Regions from separate parts of the Homo sapiens genome. Here all the other regions are linked to region 7. The links are chromatin contacts, found by Hi-C or POLR2A ChIA-PET in ENCODE. All regions are on one chromosome and are shown on one strand. The core of a region is the stretch at or near the end of the contact, and the rest is flanking DNA. Distances in the headings are between cores, read along the strand shown.

What was found. A loop is a pair of places that touch in the nucleus more often than their neighbours do. ChIA-PET counts read pairs that join two places held with the same protein, here RNA polymerase II (POLR2A). Pooled maps may share reads with other maps.
Region 1: a loop to region 7 is called in a pooled map, with 12 times the contacts of the local background. The contact joins the promoter of ZNF333 here to the promoter of AKAP8 in region 7. A Hi-C loop is called at or near these places in 9 of 50 pooled maps. POLR2A ChIA-PET finds 5 or more read pairs at or near these places in 3 of 52 experiments (PC-9, Panc1 and activated naive CD8-positive, alpha-beta T cell).
Region 2: a loop to region 7 is called in a pooled map, with 5 times the contacts of the local background. The contact joins the enhancer-like site here to the promoter of AKAP8 in region 7. A Hi-C loop is called at or near these places in 2 of 50 pooled maps. POLR2A ChIA-PET finds 5 or more read pairs at or near these places in 4 of 52 experiments (CD4-positive, alpha-beta T cell, GM12878, WTC11 and 1 more).
Region 3: a map of breast epithelium shows a loop between it and region 7 (11-fold over the local background). The contact joins the promoter of LINC00905 here to the promoter of AKAP8 in region 7. A Hi-C loop is called at or near these places in 2 of 168 maps with a recorded cell type or tissue (breast epithelium and posterior vena cava).
Region 4: a pooled map shows a loop between it and region 7 (6-fold over the local background). The contact joins the promoter of HSH2D here to the promoter of AKAP8 in region 7. A Hi-C loop is called at or near these places in 2 of 50 pooled maps. POLR2A ChIA-PET finds 5 or more read pairs at or near these places in 2 of 52 experiments (WTC11 and naive thymus-derived CD4-positive, alpha-beta T cell).
Region 5: a loop to region 7 is called in a pooled map, with 9 times the contacts of the local background. The contact joins the promoter of KLF2-DT here to the promoter of AKAP8 in region 7. A Hi-C loop is called at or near these places in 6 of 50 pooled maps. POLR2A ChIA-PET finds 5 or more read pairs at or near these places in 3 of 52 experiments (CD4-positive, alpha-beta T cell, H1 and naive thymus-derived CD4-positive, alpha-beta T cell).
Region 6: a pooled map shows a loop between it and region 7 (14-fold over the local background). The contact joins the promoter of DNAJB1 here to the promoter of AKAP8 in region 7. A Hi-C loop is called at or near these places in 1 of 37 single-sample maps with no recorded cell type and 7 of 50 pooled maps. POLR2A ChIA-PET finds 5 or more read pairs at or near these places in 1 of 52 experiments (PC-9).

Annotation. Positions count from the first base shown.
Region 1 is chr19:14,688,318-14,691,440 of GRCh38, forward strand. ZNF333 (zinc finger protein 333) reads left to right here and starts at 1,731. Exons shown (of 12, transcript NM_032433.4): 1 at 1,731-1,833. RefSeq lists silencers at 1,325-1,374, 1,705-2,074.
Region 2 is chr19:16,340,821-16,343,917 of GRCh38, forward strand. No RefSeq gene overlaps it. Among named protein-coding and RNA genes, the nearest start is that of KLF2, 18 kb to the left of the region's middle. RefSeq lists an enhancer at 1,761-1,990. Within about 2 kb of position 1,322, at least 21 of the 41 ENCODE cell types and tissues checked have a DNase peak (open chromatin) inside an H3K27ac peak, as active enhancers do; they include CD4-positive, alpha-beta T cell and GM12878, where a contact is called at or near this core.
Region 3 is chr19:16,032,141-16,035,146 of GRCh38, forward strand. It overlaps LINC00905 (long intergenic non-protein coding RNA 905), which reads left to right and starts at 1,573. Exons shown (of 5, transcript NR_024335.2): 1 at 1,573-1,688; 2 at 2,340-2,872. It also overlaps the pseudogene SNX33P1. RefSeq lists an enhancer at 2,957-3,006.
Region 4 is chr19:16,141,520-16,144,934 of GRCh38, forward strand. It overlaps HSH2D (hematopoietic SH2 domain containing), which reads left to right and starts at 2,166. Exons shown (of 6, transcript NM_001382417.1): 1 at 2,166-2,255. RefSeq lists enhancers at 1,459-1,508, 1,607-2,301, 1,789-1,948, 2,029-2,288, 2,429-2,508 and 2 more.
Region 5 is chr19:16,322,824-16,325,972 of GRCh38, forward strand. It overlaps KLF2-DT (KLF2 divergent transcript), which reads right to left and starts at 1,847. Exons shown (of 2, transcript NR_186323.1): 1 at 1,484-1,847. It overlaps KLF2 (KLF transcription factor 2), which reads left to right and starts at 2,003. Exons shown (of 3, transcript NM_016270.4): 1 at 2,003-2,175; 2 at 2,393-3,149. The coding sequence starts at 2,101. RefSeq lists a promoter at 1,313-2,148, silencers at 1,521-2,250, 2,341-2,590, 2,621-2,670, 3,141-3,149 and enhancers at 1,798-2,570, 2,571-3,149.
Region 6 is chr19:14,516,288-14,519,685 of GRCh38, forward strand. DNAJB1 (DnaJ heat shock protein family (Hsp40) member B1) reads right to left here and starts at 2,110. Exons shown (of 3, transcript NM_006145.3): 1 at 1,852-2,110; 2 at 179-759. The coding sequence starts at 2,062. RefSeq lists silencers at 1,392-1,961, 2,172-2,491.
Region 7 is chr19:15,378,505-15,381,481 of GRCh38, forward strand. AKAP8 (A-kinase anchoring protein 8) reads right to left here and starts at 1,283. Exons shown (of 14, transcript NM_005858.4): 1 at 1,209-1,283. The coding sequence starts at 1,227. It overlaps AKAP8L (A-kinase anchoring protein 8 like), which reads right to left. Exons shown (of 14, transcript NM_014371.4): 13 at 2,013-2,108; 14 at 1,546-1,926. The coding sequence ends at 1,618. RefSeq lists enhancers at 424-1,339, 1,274-1,568, 1,340-2,254 and silencers at 529-1,078, 1,419-1,908.

The DNA.
Region 1 (3,123 bases), core at 481-2,980, 690 kb before region 7:
ACCTTGGGTCACTGCACCCTCCACCTCCTGGGTTCAAGCAATTCTCCTGCCTCAGCCTCCCGAATAGCTGGGATTACAGGCGCATGCCACCATGCCCAGCTAATTTTTGTATTACTAGTAGAGACTGGGGGTTTCATCATGTTGGCCAGGCTGGTCTCGAACTCCTGACCTCAAGTGATCCACCAGCGTCGGCCTCCAAAGTCTTGGGATTGCAGGCGTAAGCCACCGCGCCCGGTCTTTTCATATTTTTAAAACCTTTTTAAATGTGAGTAATGTGTTGCACTGCAACATTGTGACAGTTACAACATCACTAGGTGATAAGAAATTTTCAGCTCCATTATAACCTTATGGGATCACAACTGTGTATGTGTTTCGTGGTTGACCAAAACCTTGTTATGTGGTGCATGACTGCACATGTGCTTGATATATAAAGAATACCAGGGAACTAGTGACAGTGGTTGTTTCAGGGGAGGAAAATTTAGGAATAGAGTGAGCCTCCCGTTTGAACTTTTCCCATAGGTATGTACTATGTATACTACATAATAAATAGTTTTTAAAAAGTCAGATCTATGTCTTAGATTCACACATCTTATTTTTAGTGAGAAGGGCAAGCTGTAGAAGAAACAAAAATACATCGTCCTATTTTTAGAATAAAGACAGTTAGTTGACCCGTGAACACCAAGGGTTTGAACTGTGGCTATCCCCTTATAGGTAGATTTTTTTCTACCTTTGTCCTCCTTGGGACAGCAAGACAAACCCCTCCCTTTCCTCAGCCTACTCAGGGTGAAGCTGACGATGAAGACGTTTATTTATGATCTTTACGATCACTTCCACGTAACGAAGAGTAAATATATTTTCTCTTCTTCATGATTTTCTTAATAACACTTTCTTTTCTCTGAGCTTAGTTTATTTTAAGAATATGGCATATAATATACAAAATATGTGTTAACTAACTTTATGTTATTGGTAAAGCTTCTGGTTAACAGTAGTCTATTAGTAGGTAGGTTTTGGGGGAGTCAAAAGAAGTGAATTTTCCACTGCACAGGGTGGCGCCCCAACTCCCGTTGCCTAAGGGTCAGCCGTATAAAAATATACAAAAACAATCTTAAGTATGGGTATATTTTTGTAGGGGATTGGATTAAGCCCATGGATAAAGGTGGAAGGGGTTGGGGAAAAGGAAGGAGAAAAGGGTAAGTTAAATATTGAGCATCCCTAAAGAGACCCGGGGAGGGGTCGGGTGTGCCCCTCTCAACCCTTGAAGCCCAGGTCCCCTCATCCCGCCTTCCGAATGCAAGTTCAGCTCCCATTCCCACCCCAAGCACAAGCCCCGCCCCATTTTTGCCCCTGAGGCGCACGACCCGCCCCTACTACCACCCTGCAAACCAAGGCCCCGCCCACTCCGCCATTGGGGTGCAAGCCCCGCCCATCAGCCATCGGAGGGCAAGCCACACTCCACCCCGCCCCCGCGCACAGGCCCCGCCCCACTTTTGCCCCGGGACCTAAGCCCCACCCCTATCCCTGTCTCTCGGACATAGGCTCCGCCCCCAGCACCACCCTCCATGCTCTGTGGGACCCCACTCCAGAGCCTAACCTCATCCCCCGGGTAAGAATACTAGAATTTCTCCTTGGAGGCTAAAGAAGACGTTAGTTTCTCTGCCGCCGCCTAAGGCTACCCTGGCCACAACAGCCTGAGCCACAGCCACTTCCGTTCCCGGCGGCCCCGAGACCGGAAGCGGAAGTGCGCGCGGCGGCGGCCGACGGCGGCTGAGCTGTGCTGCGCGGCGCGGCGCGGTGCGGCACGGCACGGTGGGAGTGTCTCCGGCTGGCTTGCAGGTGTGGCCCGGCCCCTCGGGAGGGCGGGGAGGGCGGGGAGGGCTCGGCTGGCGCGGGGAGGGACTGGAGGGCCTAGAACAGCTCCGCCTGTGTGAGGGGTTTCCTCCCTGCGATCAGCCGGTGGCCGGCGTGAGGCCCACACAGTCAGGGCCTCGCATCTGGGCGCCCGCCGCCCGGTCTCTCGCTCTCAGGTACCCCCCGTCCGGGCAGACAGGGCTGTCATCCTGTCAAAAGGGAAATCCCAAACAGTCCAGGTCCCACAGCTCAGAAATGTGGTGACACCGGCCCCAGCTCTCACCTGTCCTTCCCAATTTTTAGGGAAAGTGCATAAAGACGGCCCTACCTTGCCTACAGTATGCAAGATAACTGCGAATTAGTAATTCACGTTTTATTTGATATGATACTTAATATTATCTAGCTTTGCAACTGGAAAGTGAGGTCTGGGTCCACATGTGCAAACTGGTTTAATTGATTGGCCAAATTTACTTAAAAAATTGAATGCATCCTCCATTAAGGAATGAATTAGATGACGAGAGATTTCTTTTGGAGACTGACAATTTGAAGTCTTTTAGCTTAATATCTGTTAGCTTGGCTTTGCATCTCTTCCTTTTCCATAACTTTTTCTTTCTTCTTTTTTTTCTTTCTCATAAGAAAGCTTTTGGCCAGGCTTGGTGGCTCACTCCTATAATCCCAGCACTTTGGGAGGCCGAGGCGGGTGGATCACCTGAGGTCAGGAGTTTGAGACCAGCCTGGCCAACATGGTGAAACCCTGTCTTTACTAAAAATACACAAATTAGCCGAGCGTAGTGGTGGGCGCCTGTAATCCCAACTACTCGGGAGGCTGAGGCAGGAGAATCGCTTGAACCCCAGAGGCGGAGGTTGCAGTGAGCTGAGATTGTGCCACTGCACTCCAGCCTGGGTGACAGAGCAAGACTCCATCTCAAAAACAAAAACAACAACAAAAGGAGGAGTTCTTAATTTTTTTTGTTTTTGTTTTTCTTTATTTTCTATGTTTGAGACGACTTTTACTTCTGCTGTGGGCATCAAGTTTCTCACTGTTAGGTTAAGAAAAGCCGTTTCTCAGTTATTTCACAAATATTATTATCAAGAAAACCTAAGACTGTTATTCAGATCTTTTCAAGTTGGCTCCAGTCCTTCCCCCAAGCATGTGAATCACAGAGCTTCAAAACTAATGGAACTTCAGGGAAAAGACGATATAAACTTTGTTAATACTGGAAATTCAAATTGAGTTGGCCATAAGTGGGATGTCTTTTTTAATAATGGGGTTAA
Region 2 (3,097 bases), core at 72-2,571, 960 kb after region 7:
AATATTATTCAGCCATGAAAAGGAATGAAGCACTGATCCATGCTACAATGTGGATGAGCCCCCAAAACATTCTGAGTGAGAGAAGCCAGACGCGAAAGCCCACATAGTGTGAGATTCCACTGATACAAAATGCCCAGAACAGGCAAATCCAGAGAGACAGGAAGCAGATGAGTGGCTGCCAGGGGCTGGGGGAGGGGAATGGGGAGTGGCTGCTGATGGGGACAGGGTCTCCTCTTGGGGGATGCAAATGTTCTGGAATTAGACAGAGGTGATGGTTGCACAACATTGTGAATGCACGAAATGCCACTACCGTGTACACTTCATGGTTAGTTTTATGTTATGTGAATTTCAGCTCAATTTTAAGGTGTAAAAAAAGCAATTGAGAATAAGTTGCTTCTGTTGTAAAACGTTACTTTTTTTTTCAGACGGAGTCTTGCTCTGTCGCCCACGCTGGAGTGCAGTGGTGCAATCTCGGCTAACTGCAACCTCCGCCTCCCAGGTTCAGGTGATTCTCCTGCCTCGGCCTCCCCAGCAGCTGGAATTACCGGCGCCCGCCACCACTCCCAGCTAATTTTTGTATTTTTAGTAGAGACGGGTTTCACTGTGTTGGCCAGAAGGGTCTCAAATGCCTGACCTCAAGTGATCCACCCACCTTGGCCTCTTAAAATGCTGGGATTACAGGCATGAGCCACCATGCGCAGCCACATTACTATTTTTAATACAGTTATTTTGTCAATATAACATAAAGTTTGGACCGAGTATCCACTGATGAATGAATGGATAAACAAAATGTGGTCTATCCATCTATCCAGACAATGGAATAGTATTCAGTTTTTAAAAAGAAAGAGATTATAGGGCCGGGCGCGGTGGCTCACGCTTGTAATCCCAACACTTTGGGAGGCCGAGGCGGGCGGATCATGAGGTCAGGAGTTCGAAACTAGCCTGGCCAACATGGTGAAACCCAGTCTATACTAAAAATACAAAAATTAGCTGGGCGTGGCGGTGCGTGCCTGTAATCCCAGCTACTCGGGAGGCTGAGGCAGGAGAATTGTTTGAACCCAGGAGGCGGAGGTTGCAGTGAGCCGAGATCACGCCATTACACTCCAGCCTGGGCAGCAGTGCAAGACTACAATTCAAAAAAAAAAGAAAAGAAAAGAAAAGAAAAAGAGAAAGATTCTGACACATACATGCTCCAACAGGAACTATCCTAAGTGAAATACGCCAGACACAAAAAGAGAAATACTGTATGAGTCCATGCATCAGATTCATAGAGACAGGAAGTAGAATGGTGGGTGCGAGGGGCTGGGGGAGGAGGAAATGGGGAATGAGTATTTAGTGGGGGCAGAGTTTCAGTTTTACAAGCTGACAAGAGCTCTGCTGCGTAACATGAATGGACTGGGGTGAGCCGTGAGGGCTGGAGGGCCCTCAGACAAGAGAAAGGATGACAGTTCCAAGGCTTCAAACAGATGCTCTGAGAGAACCAGTCCTCAGAAAGGCTGAGAATCCCTGGAATTTTTCCTGGGCTGGAAGGGATCTGCTCTATGGCTTAAAGGTCTTGGCCAAGGGCCTGAAGAACCACCCATCTTCCAGGGCCCAGGCACTCCGACTCCTCAAATTTAAATACAGGCGCTTTCTACGCATGAGTGCCAAACCATTTCCAGTAAGTCTCATTGTCAGCTATAAAAATAACCACTGTTGAAGCAGAGACAAGCTCGTGATGCAGCCAGGCAGTGCCACAGAGAGGCAATGGCATCTGTCCCTGTCAAATGGAAAGTCCCCTGGCCAAGCCTCTGAATTCAAGTGAACATCTTGGTCTTGGATGTGACCATCTGAATGGTGGTCGAGAAAGTGCTTGGTCCATAGAAGGCACCCAGGACACTCGAGCCCCCTTCTCTCCCATGACCTTCGTACAATGGCACGGAATGGAGACGCAGGGCTGGGACTTCCCCTCCACCACACCGGTTTCCTTTACAATGAGATTCCATTCCTATAATGAGGAATAATGTAGTAGCTTAGTTAATACAGACAGAACTGCCCCTCAGTCGGTTCTTGGGTAGTGGAGCTAGAATATACAGGCCCTGCTCTAAAAGCTCAAAGCAATCCCTGGACAGTAACCATAGCTTTAATAATACTCATCTGGGCCGGGTGCGGTGGCTGAAGCCTGGAATCCCAGCACTTTGGGAGGCCGAAGCGGGCAAATCACAAGGTCAGGAGTTCGAGACCAGCCTGGCCAACATAGTGAAAGCCCATCTCTACTAAAAATACAAAAAAATTAGCTGGGCTTAGTGGCGGGCACCTGTAATCCCAGCTGCTCGGGAGGCTGAGGCAGGAGAATTGCTTGAACCCGGGAGGCGGAGGTTACATGAGCTGAGATCGTGCCACTGCACTACAGCCCAGGTGACACAGTGAGACTCCATCTAAAATAATAAGAATAATACCCATCTGAATGAATAATAACAAAAACCAGTACCACTGGCTAGGAGGCGGAAGTGGGGTTATGGGGAATTGCTCAATGGGTACAGAGTGTCAATTTCACAAAATGAGAAAGTTCTAGAGATCTGTTGCAGAATGGTGTGAATATATTTAACACTGCTGAACCACGCACTTGAAAGTGGTTTTTTTAAAAAAAAAGTGGTTAAAGTGGAGCTGGATGCAGTGGCATGCACCTGTAGGCCCAGTTACTCCAGAGGCCGAGGCGGGAGGATTGCTTGAGCCTAGGAGTTTGAATCCAGCCCGGGCAACATAGTGACAACCTGTCTCTAAAAAAATAAAAAAAGAATAAAAATTTCTATAAATTAAAAATAAATTTAGGCCAGGAATGGTGGCTCACACCTGTAACCCCAACACTTTGGGAGGATCCCTTGAGCTCAGGAGTTTGTGACCAGCCTGCACAAAGTAGTGAGACTCTATCTCTAGAAAACATACAAAAATTAGCCAGGCGTGGTGCTGCATGCCTATAGCCCCGGCTATTCAGAAGGCTGAAATGGGAGGATCACTTGAGCCCGGGGTGCGAAGGCTGCAGTGAGCCGAGATCGCACCACTGCACTCCAGCCTGGGCAACAGAGTGAGACCCTGTCTCAATAAATAAACACATACA
Region 3 (3,006 bases), core at 323-2,822, 650 kb after region 7:
GGACTTAGTCACTTGGCACCTCATCAGTGAGGACCTGGTCAGTGGGCGCCTGGTCAGCGGAAGCTGGGTCAGTGTGATCTGATTATTGGGGGTCTGGTCTATGGGGACCTAGTCATTGGAAACCTGGCCACTGGAGCCTGTTCAATAGAAAGGTGGTCAGTGGAAGCCTGGCAGTGAGGGCCTGGTCGTTGGGCTCCTGGGTAGTGGGGCCTAGTCAGTAAAGGTCTATTCAGTAAGGACATGGTCAGTTGGAATTTTCTTAGTTGGGGCCCAGTCAGTGGGGACCTGGTCAGCGAGGGCCTAGTCAGTGGGACTTGGTCAGTAGGGACCTGGGCACTGGAGTCCTGGGTAGTGGGGCCTAGTCAGTAAAGGTCTGGTCATTCAGGGCCTGGTCAGCCAGAACCTCATCTGTTGGGGCCGTGTCAGTGAGCTCTAGTCAGTGGGGACCTGGCAATGGAAGCCTCATCAGTGGGTCTTGGATAGTGAGGCCTAGTCACTGGAGGACTGGTCAGTGGGGACTTGGGTAAGGGGGCCTGGTCCCTAAAGGTCTGGTCATTAAGGACCTGGTCAGTTGGAACCTTGTCACTTTGGGCCCGGTCAGTGGGACCTGGTCTGAGGGGGTCTTGTCAGTTGGGCCCAAGTCAGTGGGAGTCTCATCAGTGGGGCCTGGCTAGTGGGGCCTGGTCAGTGGAGGTTTGGTCAGTGGGGTCCTGGTAAGTTGGAGCCTCATCAGTGGGGACCTAGTCAGTGGGGACTTGTCAATGGGACCTGGTCAGGGGACCCTTGTTAGAAGGAGCCTGGTCAGTGGGGCCTAGGTAGTGAAACCTGGCCACTGGGGGCCTGGAGAGCTGGGGCCTGCTCAGTGGGACCTGGTCAGTGTTGGATGTGGTTAGCGGGGCCTCATCAACTGGGGCCTGGCCAGTGGGACCTGGTCAATGGGAGCTTGGTCACTGAGGTCCTGGTTTGTGGGGTCTAGTCAGTAAGGGTCTATTCAGAGAGACTTGGTTAGTAGGGACCTGGTCTTTGAGGCCCTGGAGAGTGGGGCCTATTCAGTAAAGGCCTGGATCACTGGGGTCCTGGTTAGTGAGGCCTAGTCAGTAAAGGTCTGGTCACTGAGGACCTGGTCAGTCAGAACCTTGTCGGTTAAGGACCTGGTCAGTTGGAACCTTGTCAGTTGGGCCCAGTCACTGGGGGCCTGGTCAGTAGGGACATGGTTAGTGAGGACCTGGTCAGTGGGGGCCTTGTCAGTTGGGCCAAGTCAGTGGGAGTCCTGGGTAGTGGGGCCTAGTCAGTAAAGGTCTGGTCATTAAGGACCTGGCCAGTCAGAACCTCGTCAGTTAAGGACCTGGCCAGTCAGAACCTCGTCAGTTAAGGACCTGGCCAGTCAGAAGCTCGTCAGTTAAGGACCTGGCCAGTCAGAACCTCGTCAGTTAAGGACCTGGCCAGTCAGAACCTCGTCAGTTAAGGACCTGGCCAGTCAGAACCTCGTCAGTTAAGGACCTGGCCAGTCAGAATCTCGTCAGTTAAGGACCTGGCCAGTCAGAACCTCGTCAGTTAAGGACCTGGCCAGTCAGAATCTCGTCAGTTAAGGACCTGGTCAGTTGGGTCCAGTCAGTGGGGGCCTGGTCAGTGGAGACCTAGGCCATCAGTGGGTCCTGGATAGTGAGGCCTGGTCATTGGGGTCCTGGGTAAGTAGGGTCTGGTCAGTGAAAGTCTCATTGATGAGGCCTAGTTAGTGGGGTCCAGGCAGTGAGGGCCTCATCAGGGGGACCTAGTCAGTGAGTCAGTGAGGGCTTGGTGAGTGGGGGCCTCGTCAGTGGGGCCTTGTGCCTGGTGAGTGTGAACCTGGTCTTCAGGGGCCTGGTCAGCAGGTGACTGATCAGTAGGGGTCAGTGCAGCCCTGGCCAGTGGCTGCCTGATCATTGGACCTAATCCATCGGGGCCTGGCAGAGGTGGGGGAGGGGTGAGGGGGGGTGGCTGTCAGTGGGGCCTGGTCAGTGACATCCTGGTCAGCAGGCTCCTAGTCAGAGGGAGCCCAATCAATAAACCTGGTCATCGGGGGCCTGGTCAGTGAAAACTTGGTCGGCAGGGTTGGTCAGTGTGTCCTGGATATTGGGGATTGGTCAATGGGGGACCAGGTCGGTGGAGACCTGGTCATCGGGGCCCATTTAGTGAGGGCCAGGTCATGGAAGGCCCGGGTGATGGGGCCCTGGTTGCCTGGTCAGTTGGACCTGGTCATCCCAGGACTGATCCTCAGGGAACACTCTGACTTCACCAGGCTCCCCTGACCATGCCAGTCCCTGGCCTGCAGCCAATGGTGTCCTTTGTGTCTCTCCCAGCACAGACCCAGGCCCAGGGGATGCCCAATGCTGGGAGGAGGCTCAGACAGCAGGAAGGAGAGAAGGAAGGAAGGAACTTCCGTAGTACCGATGCCTACAAAATTACAACACGTGGTGCTGTTTCTACTCCATCACCATGTTCGCTCTTTATTTCCTATGTAATTCTCTATTCAACCGGCCTCAGTTGAGCACAAAACCATCCTTGTACCACCATGAATAGTTGGCCATGGCTCTTTGATAGCAATTTTTGTTCTGCCGTAGAAATTATCCTTGAACCAGAAAAAAAAATCCCCAATTCAACACTCCATTTTTGTGAAGAGCTGGTTCCGAATTCTGGGTCACTTTTTGGAAAAAATATCTGTTGTGGTAAACAGTGCTGCATCTGTGATCTCAAGTCTCTACTGGAATTGGATAGAGATGGTGAATTTCAGCCAGAGCGCCCAAAGAACTCGTGTCCCGCGCTCCTGAACGCCATCAGCCGCCGCACCTCCATCTTCCCTCCTCCCACGAGTCTCCTGCTCCCCGTGACTCTGGTAAGAGCTCCTCTGTGAACGTGGAGGTGGTCTGGGAAGTTGGCCCAGTGCTCCTGGGACCGCACTAACAGGTCCGAGACGGGGTCCAGGTCCTGCCTGGGCCAATCCGGGAAGAGCTTGCCAATGGCATCACA
Region 4 (3,415 bases), core at 916-3,415, 760 kb after region 7:
GGCTTCAGCTTATTTAAAATCAGAAGAAAAAAAACTGAACATCCTAATAATAAATATACAATAAGGAATCCAGCCTGGACCACATCGGTCTTAATGCCAACACAGTTGTAAAATAGAATTTTAAGCTGGCACGGCGGCCCACACCTGTAATCCCAGCACTTTGGGAGGCTGAGGCGGGTGGATCACCTGAGGTCAGGAGTTTGAGACCAGCCTGGCCAACATAGTGAAACCTTGTCTCTACTAAAAATACAAACATTAGCCAGGCGTGTTGGTGGGCACCTCTAATCCCAGCTACTCAGGAGGCTGAGGCAGGAGAGTCACTTGAACCAAGGTGGGCGGATCGCTTGAGCCCCAGGAGTTTGAGACCAGCCTGGGCAACACAGCAAGATCCCATCTCCAAAAAAAATATTTTTTTAATTAGTCAGGTGTGGTGGTGTGTGCCTGTAGTCCCAGCTACTTGGGAGCCTGAGGCAGGAGGATCACTTGAGTCCAGCAGTTCAAGACTGCAGTGAGCTATGATCATACCACTGCACTCCAGCCTGAGTGACAGAGTGAAACTCTGTCTCTAAAATAGGTTAGTCAATTAATAAAAATATTTTAAAATATTTTATAATGGAGGAAGTCCTGGTGTGGACCTATGCGTGCCATGAGACCCCAGCCTGTCCAGGCTCAATTCAGTTTCAAGGCCTTTGTGCCTGCTCTTCCCTCCCCCAGCCTGGGCAATATAGCAAGACCCCATCTCTACAAAAAAATATACTCTTTCTGCACTACGCACTCCCCAAATCAAGATGATTCCTTCTCACCCTCAAATGCCCCTTCCTTCACGTCAGTTAGGTCACCTCTGTGGGTTTGTGCAACTGCTGTTCCCACTTCCTGTTTCCCCTTTGGATTTTTTTGTTTGTTTGGGGTTTTTTGTTTTTTTGTTTTGTTTTGTTTGGTTTTCGTTGGTTTTGTTTTGTTTGAGACGGAGTTACACTCTCGCTGCCCAGGCTGGAGTGCAGTGGTGAGATCTCAGCAAACCGCAACCTCCACCTCCCGGGTTCAAGCGATTCTCCTGCCTCAGCCTCCCAAATAGCTGGGATTACAGGCATGTGTCACCACGCCGGGCTAATTTTGCAGTTTTAGTAGAGACGGGATTTCTCCATGTTGGTCAGGCTGGTCGCGAACTCCTGACCTCAAATGATCTGCCCACCTTGGCCTCCCAAAGTGCTGGGATTACAGGCATGAGCCACCGCACCCAGCTGGTGTTTTTTTGTTTGTTTGTTTTGCGGGGGACAGAATTTCCCTCTGTCATCCAGGCTAAAGTGCAGTGGCGTGATCTCGGCTCACTGCAGCCTCTGCGTCCCTGGTCCAAGCGATTCTCTTGCATCAGCCTCCTGAGTAGCTGGGATTACAGGCACCCGCCACCACGCCTAATTTTTGTATTTTTAGTAGAGACAGGGTTTTACCATGTTGGCCAGCCTGGTCTCAAACTCCTGGCCTCAAATGATCCACCCGCCTCGGCCTCCCAAAGTGCTGGGATTACAGGCGTGAGCCACCGCGCCCAGTTTCTGTTCCCCCTTTGTTGCTTTTGTTTTTGTTTTGAGAAGGAGTCTCACTCCGTTGCCCAGGCTGGAGTGCAATGGTGCGATCTCTGCTCACTGCAACCTCCGCCTCCCGGGTTCAAGCAATTCTTGTGCCTCAGCCTCCTGAGTAGCTGGGATTACAGGCGTGCGCCGCCACACCCGGCTGATTTTCGTATTTTAATAGAGACGGGGTTTTGCCATGTTTGCCAGGCTGGTCTCAAACTCCTGACCTCAAGTGATCCGCCTGCCTCAGCCTGTCAAAGTGCTGGGATTGCAGGTGTGAGCCACCGCACCCGTTCCCCGTTCTCCCTTTGTAATGATGTCTCACTCCTCTTCACTGCTTGATAGATTATAGATGCCAGGAGTCAGGGGGCCTGCACCTGTCTCCGTGTCACCCCTGTGTCCTCCAAACAGCAGGCACACAGTAGGTGCTCAATAACAACTTGCTGGGGGCAAGACAGGAGCAAGCTGTCTCTGCACCTGTGGCACCAGATGCTTTGTTGGACTGCAGACAGGGTGACTTGAGCTGTCCTTGTTCCGCCCCCAGGGCTCACCTGCTTGAGGAAACAGGAACTGCCTCGGGGCAGCCAGCCCCGCCCCATTGACGTGCAGACCTTGAATCGAAACCCAGGCTCCTGCAGGCACTGGCACAGCTACAGCGAGGGCCTCGGCCATCCAAGGGTCTCCCAGGTATGTGACCCAAGAGCCTCAGCCCTCGAGGAGACAGAACGTGGGGGCTGGGCTAGGCCAGAAGGAGGGACAGGGCTAGTGGGGCCTGGGGTGGCAGGAGGGATTTTCTAGGGGCATGGGGGAGAGCTTCGTGGAGGAGGGGGTATTTGTGGTGACCACAAATGGAAAATGGAGCTGGAGTTAGGGAAAAGGGGGTCTTGGCAAGACAACAGCATGAGCAAAGGTATGGAGAGGCAAGAGAGAGAGAGCAAGGATGTCTTTAGGTCTAGAATGTGGGTAGCGGGGAAGTAGAGGAGGCTCCCAGGCCAGGGTCAGGAGCTTGAATTTGAGCATGCGGTCTTTCATCACTAGATAGCTGTTCACCAGCAAAGACCCTTGCACCCTCCTCTGTGCCAGGCCAGCACCAGGACACAGAAAAAAACAACAACACAGGAACCTAGCCCTAAGCCCTGATCCCTAGGAGGCCCTCAGGCTGGTGGAGACAGAGCAAGATAAAGACACTCTAGCTCCATGGAGTCATGGCTGGACCAGAGAGAGGAACAGGGGGGAACGTTGGGGACAGAGAGGGGTGCCAGGGTGTTGTCTGGGGGGAGATGCAGGAAAGCTGCCTGGAGGAGGGGACATTTTTACTGGGTTTTGAAGGATAAATAGGAGCTCTTCCAAGTAAAAAAAAAGAATAAGCCTGTAAACATTACCCCATGATAGGTCACAACTGGATTCATGAATATTGTATATATATCTCTATATATACACAGTGCTAGCTAAACTTTCCTAGGTAAATATCATTATTCCCAAATTAAAGACAGAAATACAGGGACAGAGAGCCATTAAGTGACTTATCTGAGGTCACACAGCGGCTAAGTGGGCGAGCTAGGGTTTGAACCCAGGCCATCTGGGTCGAATTCTAGGCTCTTTTTTTTTTTTTTTTTTTTTTTTGAGACGGAGTCTTGCTCTGTCGCCCAGGCTGGAGTGCAGTGGCTCGATCTCAGCTCACTGCAAGCTCTGCCTCCCGAGTTCACGCCATTCTCCTGCCTCAGCCTCCCAAGTAGCTGAGACTACAGGCGCCCGCCACCACACCCAGCTAATTTTTCGTATTTTTAGTAGAGACGGGGTTTCACCATGTTAGCCAGGATGGTCTCAATCTCCTGACCTCGTGATCT
Region 5 (3,149 bases), core at 597-3,096, 940 kb after region 7:
GCTGACTCGCAGCCATTTCAGTGGCAACTGCAGAAAGCAAGTTTGTATTCAACTTGAAGTCTCCGGTGACTGGGTTTGGTGGGGGCTGCAGAGGGGACCCTGCAGAGTGCATTTCTGCAGAGGCTGAGAGTCCAAGCTTCCAGGGCAGGAGCTGCCTGCATCCCTCACCACCTGGCTCCAAGTTCCTCCTTGGGATGCTCTTCCTCCCATACCCACATGGTCCCCAATGACTTTTTCACATTAGCTCACATTTCACCCCCTGGGTGAGATTCAGAATTTCCCCATTTTCTCCTTCCCACTCCCTCATCTCACACTCACTTTCTAGTCCCTTCTACTGCTCCATTTTTCTTTTTAAACCCCTATCAGTAAGGCCAGGCGCAATGGCTCACACCTGTAATCCCAGCACTTTGGGAGGCCGAGGCGGGTGGATCGCCTGAGCCCAGGACTTCAAGACCAGCCTGGGCAACATAGTGAGACCCCGTCTCTACAAAAAAATACAAAAAAAAAAATTTAGCCAGGCATGGTGGTGTGCACCTTGTAATCCCAGCTACTTGGGAGGCTAAGGCAGGAGGATCTCTTGAGCGCAGGAGTTCGAGGCTGCAGTGAGCTGTGATTGCACTACTACACTCCAGACTGGGCAACAGAGGGAGACCCTGTCTCAAAAAAACTCAAATGAATAAACCTCTATCCTTCCCTCCTTCACTAAAGTGGAGGTCCCCTAGGGCAGGGATCTTGTCTATCTCTTGGTTACTGTGTCCCCAGTGCCTACCCAGGGCTGGCAGACAGTTGTAACAGGAGTGACAGTCCCTGGCCAGCAGGGATATGGTGTGGGGGACAGAGGTGGAGCATTGAAGGGACCCATTGGGCAGCATTGTCCTCTGATGCCCCCGATGCTGGAGCTGTATTGGGGGAATGACTGTCATCACCGTCCTCTGAGTTACTTAATTCATTTATGGAAGTCAGTAAAGGAACCCAGCCTGCCTGTGCCTGCCGCAACTCCAACTTCTCCCAGCCACCTCTGCCTCAGTTTCCCTGCACTTGACGGGCTTATTGAGGTTGGGGAGGAGGGGGTGGGTGTCTCAAATGTCAAAGATTTAATGTGTCTTGATGTTACCACACAAAAGTTTTGTTTTGTTTGTTTTTTTGAGACAGTCTCCTCTGTCACCCAGGCTGGAGTGTAGTGGTGTGATTGTATCTCACTGCAGCCTCGACCTCCTGGGCTCAAGCGATCCTCCCACCTCAGCCTCCCACTACACCCAGCTAATTTTTTTTATTTTTTAAGAGATGGGGGCCACTGTGTTGCCCAGGCTGGTCTTGAACTCCTGGCCTCGAGTGATCCTCCTGTCTCAGCCTCCCAAAGCGGTGGGATTACAGATGTGACCCACTGCACCAGGTCTACACAAGGTGTTTTTTTTTACAGGGTGATGTGCACACGGTGGGTCCCTCTGGGTGGTCCCACAACAGATGAGGGGCCCAGCCTCACCCATCCATGAATCCTGGAGACTCCAGACTTCCCATCCATCCAGGGTTCTGCAGCCCTCTCTGAGGCTGGAGCCAATCTCCCCTTCCGTCAAGGGATCCGGGGAGACCGCCAAGCCCGGTGCTCCCCTGAGAGTCTCTGAGAGGCCCCGACACCGCCCCCGCTCCAGGTCCCCGGGATGCTCGCGCAGGCGGGAGCCCGGGGCGCCCGGGGGATCCCTGAGCGTCACGCCGCTGTTGTGGAGCGCGTGTTGACAACGTCGCCGGGGAGACGGGCGGGGGCGGGGCCCGGGAGAGGGGGAGGCGCGGCCCTGGCGGCGCGCGAGGGGCCGGGCTGTCAGCGCAAGGCCCAGGCCGCCGCAGTGGCCACGGCCGCTGCCGCCCGCCGGCTTATATACCGCGGCTAAATTTAGGCTGCGCCCGGAGCTCGTCCCCATCCGGGACGCGTTTCCGCCGCCGCCGCTTTGGCCCGGCCCCCGCGCGCGCCGCGCCTATAAGGCTTGGGCGGGCCCGGCCGCGGCCCACAGAGCCGTCCCCGCCCGCCCGCGCCCCGACCAGCCCGGCCTCGGGCAGCCACTCACCGGTGTCCCCGTCCGCGTCCTTTCTCCCCGGGTCCCGGCCATGGCGCTGAGTGAACCCATCCTGCCGTCCTTCTCCACTTTCGCCAGCCCGTGCCGCGAGCGCGGCCTGCAGGAGGTGAGGGCGGCGGGGACGGCGGGGCGGCCGGGACCGTGGGCGGCGGGCTCGGGGTAGTAGAACGTGGGCTGCGGGGTGACAGGACGCGAAGGCGGGGACTGCAGACTCAGGAGAGGAGGATGCGGGCCACGGGGATCGCGGACTTAGGGTGGTAAAAGGCAAGCAGCGCCCCCCGAGCCCCGCCGCCCGCTCACGCCCATTGCCCTGTCGCCCGCAGCGCTGGCCGCGCGCCGAACCCGAGTCCGGCGGCACCGACGACGACCTCAACAGCGTGCTGGACTTCATCCTGTCCATGGGGCTGGATGGCCTGGGCGCCGAGGCCGCCCCGGAGCCGCCGCCGCCGCCCCCGCCGCCTGCGTTCTATTACCCCGAACCCGGCGCGCCCCCGCCCTACAGCGCCCCCGCGGGTGGCCTGGTGTCTGAGCTGCTGCGACCCGAGCTGGATGCGCCGCTGGGGCCCGCACTGCACGGCCGCTTTCTGCTGGCGCCGCCCGGCCGCCTGGTCAAGGCCGAGCCCCCTGAAGCGGACGGCGGCGGCGGCTACGGCTGCGCCCCCGGGCTGACCCGTGGACCGCGCGGCCTCAAGCGCGAGGGCGCCCCGGGCCCGGCGGCTTCGTGCATGCGAGGTCCCGGGGGCCGCCCCCCGCCGCCGCCCGACACACCGCCGCTCAGCCCCGACGGCCCCGCGCGCCTGCCCGCGCCCGGTCCGCGCGCCTCCTTCCCGCCGCCTTTCGGTGGCCCTGGTTTCGGCGCGCCCGGGCCCGGCCTGCATTACGCGCCGCCTGCGCCCCCAGCCTTCGGTCTCTTCGACGACGCGGCCGCCGCCGCGGCAGCCCTGGGCCTGGCGCCCCCCGCCGCCCGCGGTCTCCTCACGCCGCCTGCGTCCCCGCTGGAGCTGCTGGAGGCCAAGCCAAAGCGCGGCCGCCGCTCTTGGCCCCGCAAACGCACCGCCACTCACACCTGCAGCTACGCGG
Region 6 (3,398 bases), core at 860-3,359, 860 kb before region 7:
CAAATCTACACGTCCCCACCACGAAAGCTCCACAACAGCGCCCTGGTCAGTCCTGTTCACTGTTGTGCCCCAAGCCTGGCACGCACCACACACCCCAACACATTGGTTCAGCAAATACTAAACTGCTTCAAAAAGCAGCCATCGCCCTCTACAGACACCGCCCCACCTGGCACCTTACCTCCCGGAGGCTGATCCTGGCAGGATAAATGACATCAGAGCCATCTCTCTTAAAGATATTGTGGGGCTTGTCCTTTAAAACAAAGACGATATCAGCTGGAATGTTGTTGGAGGTCTGGTCTCCTTCCTTGGGGAAAGTGATTTTGGTTCCTTCTTTCCACCCCTTCTTCACTTCGATGGTCAATATTTTGTCTTCGTTTCGAATGCTCTTTCCGTCGGGGTTTAGCCGCTTGTGGGAGATTTTCATCTTCTTGGTACAGCCGCTGTAGATCTCTTCAAGGGAGACTCGAAGGTCGTGGGTGACTGGGGGATCTTGCTTCTTTCGGGCGGGCTCTTGGGCAGAGCGGGAGCGGCCAAAGTTCACGTTGGTGAAGCCACCCATGCCCATAGGGAAGCCAGAGAATGGGTCATCAATGTCCATGCCTTCCTCCCCGTTCCGCTGCCCAAAAAAGGTGTCAAAGGGATTTCTGCCACCGAAGAACTCAGCAAACATGGCATGAGGGTCTCCATGGAATGTGTAGCTGAAAGAGGTACCATTGGCACCACCGCCGCTACCGCCACTGGGGCCACTCCCCTTTAGGCCTGAAAAGCAGATTTAGAAGCAGTCAGATGGCTGAACAGCAGACTCTCTCTCGAGCTTCCCTTACAGGGGGAAACAGCTTGGAAGCCATGGGGGAGGAACTTTTTTGTCTGTCAGGGGAGAGCAAGGAAGAACCCCAAGTTTCTACCTCTCACTGCCAACAGCAGAGACGCCCCCCTACCAACAGTATTTCCGCGTAGCCTGACAGTGGAAAAGGACTCATGCGGTTAGGTGTTCACCTCCAGGTGCCACCTAGGCCCTGCCACTCCTGGACTGACCCATCCTCCTGGCAACATCACCAAGAGATGGCTAAAGACACATGGTCCAGGGTCGGCTTTCGGTAAGTGTTTACTCTCAACGTTTTAGGGCTAATGGTGCGTAGGAAGAGAAGAAAAAAAAAAACAAAAATAAATAGGGAGTTTTTAAATCCTCACACATTAGCATTCACTGCCACCATCCTTGCACAAAAAGTCAGCTCCAGATCAAGCCCAGAAGCCAGCCTGAATCATCAACGGGCACAGGAACAAAAAGCCCTGCTCTCCTTACCCTCCGAGGCGGCCCCGCTCTCCGGACCTGGGCGGCCGCTGCCTCCTGCGTGCCCTGCCGGGGCCAGGTCATCACTTCCCGGGAATTATCCCAACCCAGCCCCCAAGCCCACGAACGGGGTCGGCTCCTGCATTCACAACCCCTCGCCCCGCAGCTGAGCCGGAGGCGCCGCCCCGCGGACCCCGGCGGCCGAGCCCAGGTGAGCCCGGGTCCGCAGCGGGCTCCGCCGCGCCGTCCCCGTCGTCACCCCCGGCTCCCCCACCCCCATGCACCGCACCCCGGGGCTGCTCGGGGCCGCGGGAGGAGGCGCCCGGGGAGGGGCAGCCCCAGACATGCTAGAAGCTTCTGGCCGAGCGGCTGGGCCAAGGCTCCTCCTCCCACCGCGCGGCCGCCAATCCGAGGGCGGAGGCCCGCGAGGCCGGAGGGCGGGGCAGCTCGGCCCCACGGCCCGGGGCGTCCTTCCCGGGGGGCCGCCGAGAGGGGCCAGCGTGCCTCAGTTTCCCTGTCTGTCAAAAGGCGGGGCCGCGCCCCTGGCCGCGAGCACACACCTTCCTCCCCGTAGCGGTCGAAGATCTCGCGCTTGCGCGGGTCGCTGAGCACGTCGTAGGCCTCAGCGATCTCCTTGAACTTCTCCTCGGCGCCGGGCTCCTTGTTCTTGTCCGGGTGGTAGCGCAGCGCCTGGCGGCGGTAGGCCCGCTTGATCTCCTCGTCCGACGCGCCGCGGGCCAGGCCCAACGTCTGGTAGTAGTCTTTACCCATGACCCCCTCCTGCGGCCCGCCGACCCGCTGTCGCCGTCCCCCGGCTCCGCCGCCGACCAGTCCCGGACTCTATATACCCGTCCGGCGGAAGCTTCCAGAGCCCGCCAGCCCCCTCCAGAACCTTCCGCCCCGCCCGCCCCCGCGGCGCCGGCCAATCGCCGCCGCCCTTTCAGCGACACGCGACATCCGGGGCGGGGCCTCGCCGTCAACGGCCGCCCGCGCGGGGCCACGCCCCCTCCCGCTCCGCCCTCGGCAACACCTCCCCGCGGCGCGCGCGCACAGGTCGGAGGAGGCCCCGCCCACCTTTCGGGACGAGCCAATCGCGACCTTCTTTCCCTCTCTACGCGGCCCCAGCTACCCTGCGTCCCGCCCTCCGCCTGGGTCAGTAGGTCGGGACCCACAGCGAACTTGCTGTTCCAGGAAGGGGTGGGGCCTGGGACTACCCAGTCCTTTCCCCGGGAGGCGATGAACCTGCTCGCCCTTGTCTCGTGGGGCCTGCGGTGGGCTCCCGCCCGGTGACGCCGGACGAACTACCTAACCTGTGTCTGCCTAACCCAGGGGCCCCCTTCTATCTACAACATGGCAATAAGAGAACCTATCAGGCCGGGCGCGGAGCCTCATGCCTGTAATCCCATCACTTCCTGAGGCCAAGACAGGAGGATCTCTTGAGCCTAGGAGTTGGAGACCAGCCTAGGCAACATAAGGAGACTCCGTTTCTATTTAAGATTAACAAACAGGCCGGGCGCGGTGGCTCACGCCTGTAATCCCAGCATTTTGGGAGGCCGAGGCGGGCGGATCACTTGAGGTCAGGAGTTCGAGACCAGCCTGGCCAACATGGTGAAACCCCATCTCTGCTAAAAATATAAAAATTACCCGGGCGTTGGTGGCACGAACCTGTAATCCCAGCTACTCAGGAGATTGAGGCCTGAGAATAGCTTGAATCGGGGAGGCGGAGGTTGCAGTGAGCCGAGATCCGGCCGTTGCACTCCAGCCTCGGCAACAGAGCGAGACTCCGTCTCATAAATAAATAAAATAAGTAAAATAAAGTAAAATGAACAAAAAACCCACCAGCGCTATTCTCCCAACCGTGGGGAGAAGGATTTTGGGACGGAAGACTGCCTCTGTTCTCACCTCCTAAAGCAAGGTGAGGATCTGGACGGAAGCGCATCTCCCAAGGTCCTCCCAGTCCCGCCTTCTTCCCTTTACTGCCCTCTCAAGATCACTTGCCGCTAAATTTGAAATTTATCTTGTCTCTTGGCTTTCAATGTGTCTTCCCTCCCAGTCTGACATCGCCACCTGGGCAGGGGCCAGGTCCTGTCTGCACTGGGTCCCCAGT
Region 7 (2,977 bases), core at 33-2,532:
ATGGGAAAGAAGGGAAAGAATGGTGAAATCTACCCAGGCTGCGGAAGACCAGGAGAGCCAGGCTGAGCCTTCGCTAGGACCCGGAAGACACCAAAGCACACCGCGCACGCTGCCGCCTCAGGACCGAAACCTCTCTCTGCAATTTCTGGTGCTGGGATACTTTTGCCCTGCCACTTCTCAAGATCGACAACTTCTCGAGCTCCTGCAGCCAGGATCAGACCACTAGCTTCTCTACAACCAGTCGAGCTCCACCCAGCATGTCCCAACTATCCCCTGTGGGCAAACTTTGCTCCCAAAAGGCTCTGATTCCAGAAGCAGGGAGCAGGCAGCTCGAGAAGATCGGCCCTACTGCAGGCCAAGCGCTAAATCCTAGTGGGGAAAGGACACGTTCCCTCCTGCACAGCCCCTCGGCCCCTCCAGGCCACCACAACAGACTGCCTAAAGGAGAACTGCCAATGTCACCAGCCCCAGGGCACATCAGGTTTCCAGCTTTATACGAACACTCAGCATCTGCCCCTCACCATCCTGTCCCAAGCCAGCACGCGCCGGGTACAGAGCTGGAGCCCGGCGAGGCTGACTCTCGCGCCGGCAGCACTCGGCCCCACCGCGCTGCACCGGGGACTAAAGGCCCGACCCCGCGCAGCCCGACGGCTTCCGGGACAGGCGCCCTGGGCCACGTGAGCCCAGCGGAGACCCTACACGGCCCCGCGGGCCTAGGGCAGGTCGGGAGAGAGGCGGCCCCCGCGGTCCGCCCGCGGCCCCAGACCCAGCTCCCCGGGTCCGACCTCACAACCCCACGCTGTAGCTCCGCCCCCCTAGCGCCGCCATTTTGTGGCGTCTTCGGAAGAGGAAGCCGGGAGTGCAAACCCCGGGGTCGCTGGGGGCCGGAAGGACTCCGCCGAAGGTGAGGGGCAAAAACGGCCCACACTGTCTAAGACGCCCCCACGAAGCCCACCGCGGCGTCTGCCCCAACCCCGAGTCCCGCCCGCCTCCTCGGGGCCTGGCGGCCAATCCGCACGCAGAGCCCCGGGAGCGACGGCGCCAAAGCCCAATGAGCGGCGCGCGCGCGCCCTGGCCGCCTCTCCGGAGGGCCCAGCTGGGGCAACCACGCTCGGGACGAAGGCCCGGCCGGCGGCAGTCTGCGCAGCGGCTGCGTCGCCCGCACAGAGCCTTCCCTCCCCGCTCCGCACCCAGCAGCCAACACAAACCTCCGTAGCCCTGGTCCATGTCTTCGACGCGGCCCACCAGCAGCCCCGTTTACTAGGCGACCACAGCACGCATGCGTTCAGCGCACCTCCGCCATCGACTACTGGAAGACCAGGCGCACACGTCACTACTTCCGCGCGCCCCCATTGGCTGGTCTTCACGAGGGCCCGCCCTCGCCGTCCCAGCTGGCCTTTCGGGCTGCTACGATCCAGCTCCGTGGCCTAATGGGAGTTGTGGTCCCACCGCGGTGCCCGACGGCCCGGCCCGCGCGCATGCGCACCCCGCCCCTCTGCCCACCCCGCCCCGCCCGCGCGGCACAGTAACAGAGAAACCCGGAGGTGGGATGGGAAAACTTTATTAGGTTTGGTTTCCAGCTTCGGCCACGCGGGCTCCGCCCGCCCCGAGCTCGGGTCACGGGGCGCCCCCGCCGCCCTCCTCGTCGTCCTCCACGTCGAGGCCCGGGATGCCGCGGATCTGGCGTTGCAGCGCCCCTCCCAGCAAGGGCACGGCGCCCTCCTCCTCCTCCTCTGGGGGCGGCGGCGGTGGCGGCGACACGGCCCCGGGGGCTGGCTCTGGGGGCACGGGAGGCTGCGCCGGCACGCCCTCTGCGCCCTCCGAGATCCCTGCCGCTTCGCCCTGCGCCCCCTCGTCCAGGGCACCGCCCTCAGCCTCCTCCTGCTCCTTCTCCTCCTCGGGGCTGTCGGTGAAAGGGTTCTCGCCCTGTGGGGAGGGGCGCGGACACTGAAGGGAGGGAGCACAGGCGGGGACTAAGCTGGGGACAGGGCAGGCCCGGACCAGTGCCTCACCTTCAGGTAGCGCTCCAGCTTCTTGCTGATGAGCTTGTTGTTGAGAATACTGCGGGCCACCATGAGGGAGGACTTCTTGGACTGCTCCATCATGAGCTGCGGGCAGGGCAGAAGGAGCTGGAGAGGCTGCTCTGAGTGCCCTACAAGTTGCTGCCCCGACCCTGCCAGCTTAGAGGGACCCCACCCCGCCCCTGCACCCACGCACTTCCAGCCCCACCAACGGAGGGCCACTCCACAAGCATGGAACCACAACCTATCTGATCTTTGTTCAAATTCCCTCTCCTTCCACACCACACTTACTGTAGGTAAATAAAAATACAGATCTATATATCTCTAACTTTACGGCTGTATTACAGAAATCTGATTTGCTTACAAAAAAGCTATAAGCAGTGAACAATTAAGAAACTAAGAGCCAAAGGTGGGTGCAACCTGTAACAAGGTGCCAACTAGGCTAATAGGCAAGGAGCACTTTGGGGCCAACGGGGAAGATATAAAAACAGGAACAGATATTTAATGAAACGTCTTTTTTAACCCACAGAATTCCAAGAATGAAGAATTATTCCCAGTCATGCAAGGGTGAAGAGAGTCTTCTCTGCTGGTGGGAGGATCAACTGTTTCCGTATTTTTTGGAAAGCAGTTTGACACAATGTATGAAAAGTAAAAATCTGTCTCATTAATCCCTTCCCAGAACGTATCCTAAATTTAAGAACTGGAAACATGCGTGCACACTGATTGTAGTGGTGAAAAATGGGAAAACACCTAAACGTTCCTCAGTGCAGAAGAGGTTAAATAAATCGTACATTCAAAAGAACATCATGCAGCCCTTCAAATCGGGCTCATCTCTGCACTGGCATAAGAAAGGTGTATAATATAGTACTGTCTGCAGAGCATGCCAGAGCCATTTTGTCTGGAAGGATTTCCATCAATATGCTGGGCCATCTCATGGTGGGAGTACAGGCAAATCT